Linked DNA regions of Homo sapiens: regions 1, 2 and 3 are each linked to region 4. A link is a contact called in ENCODE Hi-C or POLR2A ChIA-PET data. All regions are on one chromosome and are shown on one strand. Each heading gives the region's core, a stretch centred on a gene start or an enhancer-like site at or near the end of the contact. The rest is flanking DNA. Distances are from core to core; before and after follow the strand shown. Region 1 holds the start of WDR45 (WD repeat domain 45). Region 2 holds the start of SYP (synaptophysin). Region 3 holds the start of PLP2 (proteolipid protein 2). Region 4 has its middle 24 kb from the start of GLOD5.

Region 1 (2,700 bases), core at 142-2,641, 340 kb before region 4:
ATTACAGGCGTGAGCCACCGCGCCCAGCCTATTTATTATTTCTTAATGTAAAGTTTAATTAAAAATCCTTCCAGCCGGGCGCAGTGGCTCACGCCTGTAATCCCAACACTTTGGGGGGCCGAGGCAGGCGGATCACCTGAGGTCAGGAGTTCAAGACCAGACTGATCAACAGGGAGAAACCCGGTCTCTACTAAAAATACAAAATTAGCTGGGCGTGGTGGCACATGCCTGTAATCCCAGCTACTTGGGAGGCTGGGGAGGCTGAGGCAGAAGAATCCCTTGAACCCGGGAGGCGGAGGTTGTGGTGAGCCAAGATCGCGCTAATTGCACTCCAGCCTGGGCAAAAAGAGCCAAACTCTGTTAATCAAAAAAAAAAAAAAAAAAAAAAATTCCTTCCAGTATGCATATAATTTGGGGCCTTTTTTTAAAAGCTTTATCATAGGTAGGACCTCTTTTTTTTTTTTTTTTTAACCCAAAGCATTCATACCTTTTACTATCAAAAAGCTATTTTGTATTTTGTAAAAATAAAAGCAGAGGCCGGGCGTGGTAGCTTAAGCCTGTAATCCCAGCACTTTGGGAGGCCGAGGTGGGTGGATAACCTGAGGTCAAGAGTTCGAGACCAGCCTGACCAACATGGTGAAACCCCGTCTCTACTAAAAATACAAAAATTAGATGGGCGTGGTGGCGCACGCCTGCAGTCCCAGCTACTCCGGAGGCTGAGGCAGGATAACCGTTTGAACCCGGGAGGCGGAGGTTGCAGTGAGCCGAGATCGCGCCACTGCACTCCAGCCTGGGAGACAGAGCGAGACTCTGTCTCAGAAAACAAAACTAAACAAAACACAAAAGACAAAACTCAGAGCTGGCGGGGTTGGGGGGACAGGGTGGGGAGAAAGAAAGCGAAATCTGTTCCTTGGCTTCCCGGAGCCAAGGAGGTTTCTCCACTTTCAAGGTCTCCAGGTCCGCCCCCGCCTGTAACCCCCAGCGCCGCCCCTCTGGAAGCCTGGGAGGACTGTGTGTTGCGAACCGGGGCGGCTACTCTCGGCCGCCGCGGAGGTCCGCGTCTTGTTAGCAGGGAAGGTTTACTCCCCCATTGTGGGTGACCAAGGGGCTGAGGGCTTGGCCGGTTTCGCTTTGCTGGGGGCAAGGCACGCTCTCTCTCCCCACCCTTCCGGGTTCCCTCAGACAGTCTCGGCCTTGAGGAACCCCCTTCGCCTCCGGTCCCCCAGCCAACCTTCCTCCGCTCCCCGCGCCCTCCCCGGAGAACCCCACTGTCACTCGCGATGCTCCGAAGACCCGGGAACTAGGCGAGGAAGGCGGTGGCCGCCTTTTTCCAGCTGGGGTGAGTCATTTCCTGCGACAGGCTCCCTCCCCCGGAAGTAGGGCCTGATGTAAACACCCGAGCCGGGCTCCAAGGCCCGGGAGGTCAGAAAACCGGGCCGCGGGCGGCACCGACAGCTGGGGCCCGGGTCAGGGACACGCGGAGGTCAGGCCGGTGAAGGCGGCAGGAAGCTGGAGCACGATCCCAGGGTTGGTTGGGTCTGGGGGAGGCTGGAAGTCTTTCGAGTAGGGGTCTAAGGCAGAGGTCTTGAGTGGGTGCTGGCGTTGGAAGGAGCATGCGGCTGGTCTTGGGAGAGGGGCGAGGCATCCCGGACAGAGTCTTGGAATGGAGGTGCAAAAAAGGGGTGTTGAAAGTTGGAGCTGTCCAGAGAATAACTCTAAGGCAGAGCTGTCCAAAGAAAGAGCATGAGGCATTCCAGTGGAGGGTGTAACTGAAAGAAAGGAAGGAGATTTGGACTCTTGGAGGATGGGGGAGGGAGTATGTCTGGCCAGAGTTATTGGGGAGTTGAGGATTTGAAGGGAAGTTGGGGGCTCTATGGCAGTAATCTTAGTAGGGGACTGCGCAGGCATCTTAGGGGTTGAGGTTCTCCTAGGTAGGAGTTTTGGGTGGTTTGTTTTGGGCAAGGGTCTTAGAAGGCAAGGGTGCCCTGGGGCGGGGTCTTGGATAGGGGTCTAGAGGGGGAATCTTAGGAGGATGGGGGGGGTTCCTGGGGTTGGGTCCAGGCCAGGTTATGTTGTAGTCAAGGACAGCAGAACACAAGGAAGGAGATGTCCCAGGGGTGGAAAATTTAGAGTGCTAGGGGGAATCCTAGGGTAGAGTCCCCAGGGCATAAGCCAATCTAAGGGAATGTCTAGGCTGGCCCTGAAGGGTAGTTACCAAGGCATGAGAAGGGGTCATCCCAAGGTAGGCATCCTGAAGGAGTTTGGGGAAGCCGGTTGAGGGGGAAAGGTGTGAGAGGACTCTGGGGTGGTCAAATAGGTTGGGGTACAGTTAGAAGGGTATGAGCAGAGGAGTTCCTGGGGATGGCAGACCAAGCATAGCAGTCCCAGGGCCAAGTCAGGGAGGTACAAGAAGTGCATCTCCTAGCCCACTTTTGTCTATTTATTGAGAGAGTCCGGTGCTAGGTCAGGTTTGAAGATGAGAAATGGGTTGGGAGTGGTTCCAGGCCATGTCTGGCATTGGGATCAAGATTGGCTGGCGGTGGGGAGGAGATATCACGGGGGCACCCCCTATCACATTACTTCCTGACAAGTCAGTGAGGGCCAGCATGTAAAGAGGAGGTGTGGGGTCCACGTCAGTGTGGGCCTGGAGCTTGCCAAACCTGAAAGAAGGAGGGTTCCTGGCCATGTTGTTTGGGATCT
Region 2 (2,700 bases), core at 201-2,700, 460 kb before region 4:
GAGGGTGAGGCAGGGAGAATTGCTTGAACCCGGGAGGCGGAGGTTGCAGTAAGCGGAGATCATGCCACTGCACTCCAGCCTGGGCAACAGAGTGAGACTCCGTCTCAAAAAAAAATAAAAAATAAACAGCCCAGTCATGTATTATCTTATACATATATCTTTTAGCACATGTATGAGTCTATCTGTAAGATGAATTCCTAGAAGTATGAAGGTGAACCAAACAGTAAATGAATTTGTTATTTTTTTTTTTTAGATTTTGCCCGATTGCCTTCTACACGTTATACCAATGAAACTTCCACAGGCGATTTATGAGAACGCTTGTTTCTGGCCAACCTACCAATACGGAACGTTATCAAACTTTTTGATACTCACCACCCTGAAAGATGAAAAACAGTATCTCAGTATTTTTGTTTGCTTGTTTGTTTTTGAGATGGAGTCTCGCTCTGTTGCCCAGGCTGGAGTGCAGTGGTGCAATCTCGCCTCAGTGCAACCTCCGCCTCCTGGGTTCAAGCAATTCTCCTGCCTCAGCCTCCCAAGTGGCTGGGATTACAGGCGCCTGCCACCACAGCCAGCTAATTTTTGTATTTTTAATAGAGATGGGGTTTCACTATGTTGGCCAGGCTAGTCTCAAACTCCTGACTTCAAGTGATCCACTGTCCACTTCGGCCTCCCAAAGTGCTGGGATTACAGGCATGAGCCACTGCGCCTGGCCGAAGTTGAGCATCTTAAGCCCCAACTGTATTTTGGATTTTGCATCATAGCCATCACTGTTGACCTTGATGGGCCTAGTTTTAGTCGCAGGAAGGAGGGTTATTCCAATTAAGAGAGAGCTAAGGAATAAATAGGTAAAGTGGTAGAGTTCGAGTAGGCATTAATTTGACAAAGAGGAAGAAAGAAATAAGGGAGATGGCTAGATGGGGGCAGGAGTTTCAGGGTGTGCTTAAAATGCAGACTATGAAAAAGGAACCTGGAAGGCCTTGAACCGTGTTTAAACTGCAGGGACTCTGGGCACTGCCAGCTAGTAGCTGGCTGACCTTGTGAGAGTCACTTAAGCTCTCTGGGGAATTATTTTCCTCGTCTGTAAAAACGGCCTAATAGTCCCTACAACGTAGGACTTCTGTAAGCATTAAATGAGTGAACATGTTTAACAAACTCAGAAAAGAGCCTGGCAAAGTTGTCACACTGTAGGACCGAGCAGGGAGGTCTCCTCTCCCCGGCCCTCGACTTGTGTTTTCCCAACGCATATTCCCGCACGCTCTCACGGCTCCAGCCTCCGGGCCGGAATGGCTGCCGGTGAGACTGTGGTACAACCCGCTGTGCGCAGGCGCGTGGCGGGCAAGGAGGGGGCGCGAGGGGCGGGGCTGCAGCCGCCTGGGCTGTTCCAACGAGCGCGCGCCGCCCCCGCCGCGCCCCGCGCCGCCCTTGCTAGCCGAGCCTCCCGCCCCCTGCATTGCTGATGCTGCTGCTGGCGGACATGGACGTGGTGAATCAGGTACGCGCTCCAGCACCGTGGACAGAGCCCGCCGCCGCCCGGCTGCCTAGGCCGGGTCGCTCAGGCCAGCCGACTCTGGGAGGTGGTGGCCAGGGTCTGGCAGCGGAGACCCGGTCCCCGGCGCTGGGGATGGGGGTCTGCGGCAGGTGAAGGGGAGGAAGGGGGAGGTGGAGAAAAGGAGTGCGCTCTTTGCCGCAGCGAGGGCCGTCCTCACTGCCGCAGCGGGGGCCCCCGGAGCCCCGTTTATTACTGGCGACCGCGAGGGGAGGAATAGGGGCCTGGGGGCTGGAGTGAGGGCAAGGGACAAGGGGAGGGGAGAGTGGAAGGAAGATGGGGGGTGCTGCGGATAAGCTAGGAAATAGAGCGACAGAAGGTGTGGGGGCGGGGATGGGGGAGAGGGCTGGCACCCGCCCCTCCCAAACAGAGACTGTACCCCCATAGGCGACCACCCCTTCCCCCAGAGCACACCTAGGGGACAATCCGGTTTTACTCCTTCCAAAACCCCCAGCCTCCTCACCCCCAACACATAGCGACTGAAGCCGTGTCCCAGCCCTCCCCCACCTTAATCAGTCCAGACCCTCTCCGCCATGTCTCTCGTCTTTGCCACCTCAGAAACTCACCCCCAATCAGTCCCAACCCTTCCCCATCCCCATCACCTCAAATATCTACCGCCACCGCCGTCTAACACACCTTTACCCCTGCAGACCCTTCCCCCACCTGAGCCAAACCGACTCCTGCCCCGTTATGACTCACCTTCACCATCACAACCCCCCCACCCGAATGCACCCCACTCCATCCCCATTCTCTACCCGAACCCCTTCCCCATCCGACTCGCCTTTACGTTTCAAACCTGCTCCCCCTCCTTAACTAGTCCTGACCTCATCCCCATCTCCCTCACCCCCGACTTCCTCTGCCATCTGACTCACCATCTCTTCAGACCTTCCCACCAGTCCTTGGACCCTGGGGCTCACACCATCCCCAAGGTGTCACTTTCTCCTTCTCACCCTCTCCCCGAGGTCACATGCTCCATCCCCTGGGGTCATTGATGGGCAGCCTTGCCGCTCACCTCCCTGTACCTCCAACAACCCCACCCCTTCCCCACTGTTTCTCTCCTCAGCTGGTGGCTGGGGGTCAGTTCCGGGTGGTCAAGGAGCCCCTCGGCTTTGTGAAGGTGCTGCAATGGGTGAGTGTGGTCCGGGCTGTTGGGG
Region 3 (2,700 bases), core at 59-2,558, 430 kb before region 4:
ATCATCTCAATCACCGACAGGGAGGAGTAGCCTGGTGTGGAGGCACTGAAGCAGATCAGGATCACCAGGCATAATATCTGGAAGGGTGACATGGGAAAGGGGACCTCAATCAGCAACCAGGGCTGAGAAGATTGGTTTAAATTGGGGGTCCCATACTAAGATGCCTACGAGGGCTGGGGAAATGACATACAATAATAGCTAAACACTTTTTATGTGCTCACTGTGTTCCAAATTCAATCATCACGACAATCTAATGCTCTGGGTACTATTATTACTCTTTCTAATTTATAGACGAGAAAACTGAGGCACAGAGAGGTTTAATGGCTTGGCCAGGGTCACCCAACAAGTAAGGAGTAGAGTTGGGTGCCTCAGTTTCCTCTTTTCCCTTCTAGGTTACGGGCAGCCTGAGGGGAGTGGCGCTGCCAGGTGTTTTGTGAGCCCCGCTGACGCCAGCTTTGTGGCCTTGACCGGGGCGGAACACGCGGTTCCCCCAGCAACCCCTTTGGGAAGCGGTGAGAGTGACACCAGAGAGGCAGGACTCCGTTAAAGGCGCCGCACCCCTTTTACAAGTGACTCAAAGGCGGCGCCCACTTTGAGAAGGGTGGAAACCCCGAAAAGCTAAGGACATCCCGCCCGGCCTCTGAAGGGCGAGGAAGAACTGGCGAAGGGCGGGGCGCTCTACACCGCGGGACTAGCGCGGGGCGGGGGGGCCCCACCCCAACAGGCCCTGCCCCTGGGCGCGCTGCCAGCCCGCCCTCCTGTGCCCAGGCCGCGCCACGCCCTGCCACAGGAGGCCCCCACTTCCCAGCACCCTGGGACCCCTTCGATGCGTCCACTGATGAGTTCACGCAGGCTGTCCCCACGTAGCCCTCCGTATGCGTTATAGGCTCCTTGCTTCACCCCGGGGACCACCAGATCTCAACAACCTTCGTCAAACCCCACCGACTCGCCCTGCGCCCCGGGTTTCGGGCCTCCACCGTGAACCCACCCACCTGCACCCCACTGCCGAGCGCCCCGGCCAAGTGCCTGCCTCACCCGGACCATCCAGTTCCGCATGGTCCAGCCACCCCATCCCGCTTTTGCCCACGCGCCTGCCCCAGAACGCTCACAATCTCAGCAAACAGGAGGATTCCCTTTCGAGTGCGCGAGAAGTTGGTGCAGGCGGCCCAGCAGCCAGGAGCCGAGAGGCGCTCAGAATCCGCCATGGCATGGGCTGGAGTCCCTGGTGCCTCGGAGGATCTGCTCACTTGCTCGTGGTTTCGAGGACGCTGTACACCCAGCTGTCTTGCCCGCCGTCTGGCCGGGAAGGGGGCCCCGGGGCGAAGGAGGGAGTGAATCACCGCGCAGAGCTGACGCGGGCGGGGCCGGAGCCGGGCCAGGTGGCTGCCGCCCCGGAAGCCCCCTCGCCCCGCCCCCCAAGGATACTCCCAGCCTGGCGCACAGCCCCCGGGGCGCCCCATCGCAGGGGTGCTTGGCAGCTCCAGGTACCAGGAGCAGTAATAGCGGGACCCTTCGCCTTTTTGGAATGCAAATGCACCCGAGACAGCTTCAGCTTAGAACCGCGGGAATCTGGCTTTGGGATGGAGTGACTCAGTTTCCTTAACTGAATAAAACGGCCGAGGCAGAGTTAAATCCGAAAGACTTGGGGCCCAGTATGTTGCCAGAATTCGGAATATTTTTGATTTCAGAAAGTTTTCCCATGCATATACTCTCAGCGGGGTTTGGAGCTGCCGCGTTACAAAAAAAAAAAAAAAGGGCCAGGCGCGGTGGCTCACGCCTGTAATCCCAACACTGGGAGGCCGAGGCGGGTGGATCACCTGAGGTCGGGAGTTCGAGACCAGCCTGACCAACATGGAGAAACACCGTCTCTACTAAAAATACAAAAATTAGCTGGGCACGGTGACGCATGCCTGTAATCCCAGCTACTCGGAAGGCTGAGGCAGGAGAATCGCTTGAACCCGGGAGGCAGAGGTTGCGGTGAGCCAAGATCATGCCATTGCACTCCAGTCTGGGCAACAAGAGCGAAACTACGTCTCAAAAACAACAACAACAACAAAAACGGTATTTCTTCAAGAAAAGGTATGAACGTTCACAATAACTGGGTAAGGATTGAAAAGTGTTCCTCGGCTGGGCGCAGTGGCTCATGCCAGTAATCCCAACACTCTGGGAGCCTCAGGTGGGAGGATCGCTTGAGCCCAAGAGTTGGAGATCAACCTCGGCAACACAGTGAGACCTCATCTCTACAAATAATTTTAAAAATTAGCCCAGGCGGCCGGACGCGGTGGCTCAAGCCTATAATCCCAGCAGTTTGGGAGGCCGAGGTGGGCAGATCACGAGGTCAGGAGTTCGAGACCAGCCTGTCCAACATGGTGAAACCCCGTCTCTACTAAAAATACACAAAAAATGAACCGGGTGTGGTGGCGCTCGCCTATAATCCCAGCTAGTCAGGAGGCTGAGGCAGGAGAATCGCTTGAACCTGGGAGGTGGAGGTTGTAGTGAGCCAAGATTGCGCCACTGCACTCCAGCCTGGGCGACAGAGCAAGACTCCGTCTCAAAAAAAAAAAAAAAAAAGAAAAAAGAAAAAAATTAGCCCAGGCATGGTGGCACGTGCCTGTAATCCCAACTACTCGGGAGGCTGAGGTGGGAGGATTGCTTGAGCCTGGGAGTTCAAGGCTGCAGTGAACCATGATCAGACCACTG
Region 4 (2,700 bases), core at 152-2,651:
GTAATCCCAGTACATTGGAAGGCCCAGGCCAGTGGATTGCTTGAGCCTAGGATTCGAGACCAGCCTGGGCAACATGGTGAAACCCCGTCTCTAGAAAAAAATACAAAAATTAGTCGGGTGTGGTGGCCTGCTTCAGTAGTCCCAGCTACTGGGGAGGTTGAGGTGGGAGGATTGCTTGAGCTGGGGAGGCGGAGGTTGCGGTGAGCTGTGATCACGCCACTGCACCCCAGCCTGGGTGACAGAGTGAGACCCTGCAAAAAGAGTATGTGGTCTCTGTCCAGATTTAATCTATATCCCAGGTGGTGAGGTCTCCGAGCTGTTTTGGAGTCTGCGTCCAGGATATGAGGTATGTAAGGTGTTTGGGATTTGTTTTCCCAGCGTGCAACGTCCCTGAGGTGTTTCGGCCTTTGTGTCCCAGGGTGAGGTCTCTGAAATGTTTGTAGGATTTTGTGACGAGGATGAGACCTATGAAATGACTGGGAATCTATTAAGATATGTTCCATTATTGAGTTCTCTAATTTTGTTTTGTGGTCTGTGTTCAGTGTGAGTTCCCTGAACTGTTTTGGACTCTGTATCCCACGGTGTGAGATCTCTGAGCTCTTTTGTGCTCTGTGTGCAATGATGTGAACTCCCTGAGCTATCTGGGTGTTTCCAGTAATGAGGTCTCATTCTGTTTCACAGCCAGCTGGTACTCTATGGTATAATCGCCTTTAAGCATTTGCCGTTTTCTCCCTTAGTTGTTTGCTCCTTCCATTCTTGTGCACACAGGACTGTGCACGTATGTATGATTATTTCCTTAGAACACATACTTAAAAGTGAAACTGCCACGCCAAAGGAGTCATTTATTCAACAAATCCCCTTTTGAGCACCTACTGTGTGCAGGGCAGTTTCAGGCAGAGACTTTGGGGGGTCTAGAAATACACATATCCCTCCCTACCTTCGTGGTGGTGACATTCCAGTAAGGAGGGGTGTCTGCTTTTTATTTTGATAAATGCTGCCACACAAAGGCAGACTTCCATCAGTGGCCTCGGGAATGAATGCCCATTAATGGGCGGTGGCTCTGCAGCAAGGGTTTGGACGCTTGGGCCTTTGCTCTCAAACGAATCATCAGGGTATGGGGCAGGGACAGTGCTCTGGGGGACGTCGGTTGGGGGAGACAGGGCTGGAACGTGGGCAGGAGGAAGGCATGAAAGAGTCCATTTAGTTCTTTTGCGGTGAACTGAAGATTGATTCACTTGACACTGACATGAAAGAGTCCTTGTCGCACACACAAGGGGAGCGTGAGCGGTGGGAATGAAGGGTTAACGACTAGACTGTGCAGCTCCAGGACCATACCACTACGGTCATGGGAGGTACCACAGGGGAGGGGTCGTGTATTTCGGAAGATACCATTGTACTAGTGGAGACACGAAAGGTCTCCTCATCCCGCGAGTGGATCGGCCTCCACCCTAGACCGAGGAGAGAATGGCTCTGCCTGGACCGACCCCCGCGCCGGGCGGACCCGATCTTCGGCCTAAAGCGTCCACCTGTCTGGAAGCCGCCGCCACCAAGCTTTTATTAATATATCCGTTCCCGCCGGGTTGGCTATACAGATGCGAATCAACTCCGGGGGTGGGGTGAGGAGGAAGGCCGCGGAGCGGCGATTGCTTCCTGGACGAGTTGCGTAGGGCGGGACAAAGTCTTGCCCTGAGCTCTGATTGGTCACCGCGAGACTGCCTACCTAAGCTCTTCCAGGGTACCGAGGTTTTCCGGAATCACTAAGAGGCTACAGGCCGGGTCCTTCGGCTCCGCGTTCCTATTGGCTGCTGTTTCGGCGCAAGCGCTTTGGCTCCTGGGTTGGCGTTCAGGGTTGCCGAGGCAGGGCTTTGGCTACTGGAGATCGTAGGTTCGAATCCCGTCTGGGAAGTTCAACTTGTGCACCTGTAAAAGAAGCTGGCATTATTGGCTTGTACTCAAGGGCTGGCACAGAGTGTGTCGGGTAATCTTTTCCATTTTCTTTTACCTATTCTTTCTTTTTTTAAGCAATGCCTATTGCATCCCATTATATTGATTTCAGGACCCACTCACCGTTCACAACAGCACTAAGAAAAATTCTTCAGGGTCCCTGGCATTTGTCTTTCAGGCTACCTGTAGGTCTGAGTCCAGCAGATAAGATTCAAGGTGATCTCATGATCCTCCTCCAGGCCAGCCCCCATCTCCCAGAAGAGGGTGATTTGGAGGCTTCCCTCAGGACCAGGCCTGACTAGGAGTGTGATGGGGTGGGCTATAAGTGATTAAAAGAGAGATGCATGGTTTCACGCTCTGGGATGCTGAAGAGCTTGTGGCAACTACAAGGAGAATTTTGGAAGGTGGGGGCAAGACTTAAAAGAGTACGCTTTTAAATGATGGGATTTTAAACATCAGACAGGGGAGGTGTTTGGCTGGTGAGGTAGGTAGGTAGTAGGAAGAAAGTGATTCTCAAGTCAAGTCAGCTCATCATAGGGTAGTTATTACACTCTGCAGTTTGGAGGACTGTGTGCAGGATGTGAAGTCTGATTTGTTTTGGAATCTCAGTTCAGGGTATGACTTATAAAAAGACTGTGAAGTCTCTTTGCTGTTTGAAAATCTGTGTCTCAGAGGTTTAGGTGTTTGAGATCTTTGTGGGTCTCTGTCCCAGGGTTGGTTTCTTTTTTCTTTCTTTTTTTTTTGTTTTTTTTTGTT

Evidence for each region. A loop is a pair of places that touch in the nucleus more often than their neighbours do. ChIA-PET counts read pairs that join two places held with the same protein, here RNA polymerase II (POLR2A). Pooled maps may share reads with other maps.
Region 1: a loop to region 4 is called in a pooled map, with 9 times the contacts of the local background. The contact joins the promoter of WDR45 here to the enhancer-like site in region 4. A Hi-C loop is called at or near these places in 1 of 37 single-sample maps with no recorded cell type and 8 of 50 pooled maps. POLR2A ChIA-PET finds 5 or more read pairs at or near these places in 2 of 52 experiments (HCT116 and RWPE1).
Region 2: a loop to region 4 is called in a pooled map, with 5 times the contacts of the local background. The contact joins the promoter of SYP here to the enhancer-like site in region 4. A Hi-C loop is called at or near these places in 3 of 37 single-sample maps with no recorded cell type and 11 of 50 pooled maps. POLR2A ChIA-PET finds 5 or more read pairs at or near these places in 5 of 52 experiments (Caco-2, MCF 10A, PC-9 and 2 more).
Region 3: a pooled map shows a loop between it and region 4 (6-fold over the local background). The contact joins the promoter of PLP2 here to the enhancer-like site in region 4. A Hi-C loop is called at or near these places in 1 of 168 maps with a recorded cell type or tissue (HepG2), 3 of 37 single-sample maps with no recorded cell type and 6 of 50 pooled maps. POLR2A ChIA-PET finds 5 or more read pairs at or near these places in 3 of 52 experiments (MCF 10A, activated B cell and common myeloid progenitor, CD34-positive).

What each region holds. Positions count from the first base shown.
Region 1 is chrX:49,078,578-49,081,277 of GRCh38, reverse strand. It overlaps WDR45 (WD repeat domain 45), which reads left to right and starts at 1,391. Exons shown (of 11, transcript NM_001029896.2): 1 at 1,391-1,527. RefSeq lists silencers at 622-691, 934-1,228 and enhancers at 934-1,228, 940-1,440.
Region 2 is chrX:49,198,943-49,201,642 of GRCh38, reverse strand. It overlaps SYP (synaptophysin), which reads left to right and starts at 1,450. Exons shown (of 7, transcript NM_003179.3): 1 at 1,450-1,492; 2 at 2,610-2,675. The coding sequence starts at 1,457. SYP-AS1 (SYP antisense RNA 1) reads right to left here. Exons shown (of 2, transcript NR_046649.1): 1 at 2,419-2,700. RefSeq lists silencers at 1,258-1,497, 1,568-1,617.
Region 3 is chrX:49,170,506-49,173,205 of GRCh38, reverse strand. PLP2 (proteolipid protein 2) reads right to left here and starts at 1,308. Exons shown (of 5, transcript NM_002668.3): 1 at 1,110-1,308; 2 at 1-77. The coding sequence starts at 1,205. RefSeq lists silencers at 612-811, 1,332-1,431.
Region 4 is chrX:48,736,317-48,739,016 of GRCh38, reverse strand. No RefSeq gene overlaps it. Among named protein-coding and RNA genes, the nearest start is that of GLOD5, 24 kb to the left of the region's middle. RefSeq lists enhancers at 1,236-1,285, 1,336-1,595, 1,786-1,915. Within about 2 kb of position 1,401, at least 26 of the 41 ENCODE cell types and tissues checked have a DNase peak (open chromatin) inside an H3K27ac peak, as active enhancers do; they include HCT116, where a contact is called at or near this core.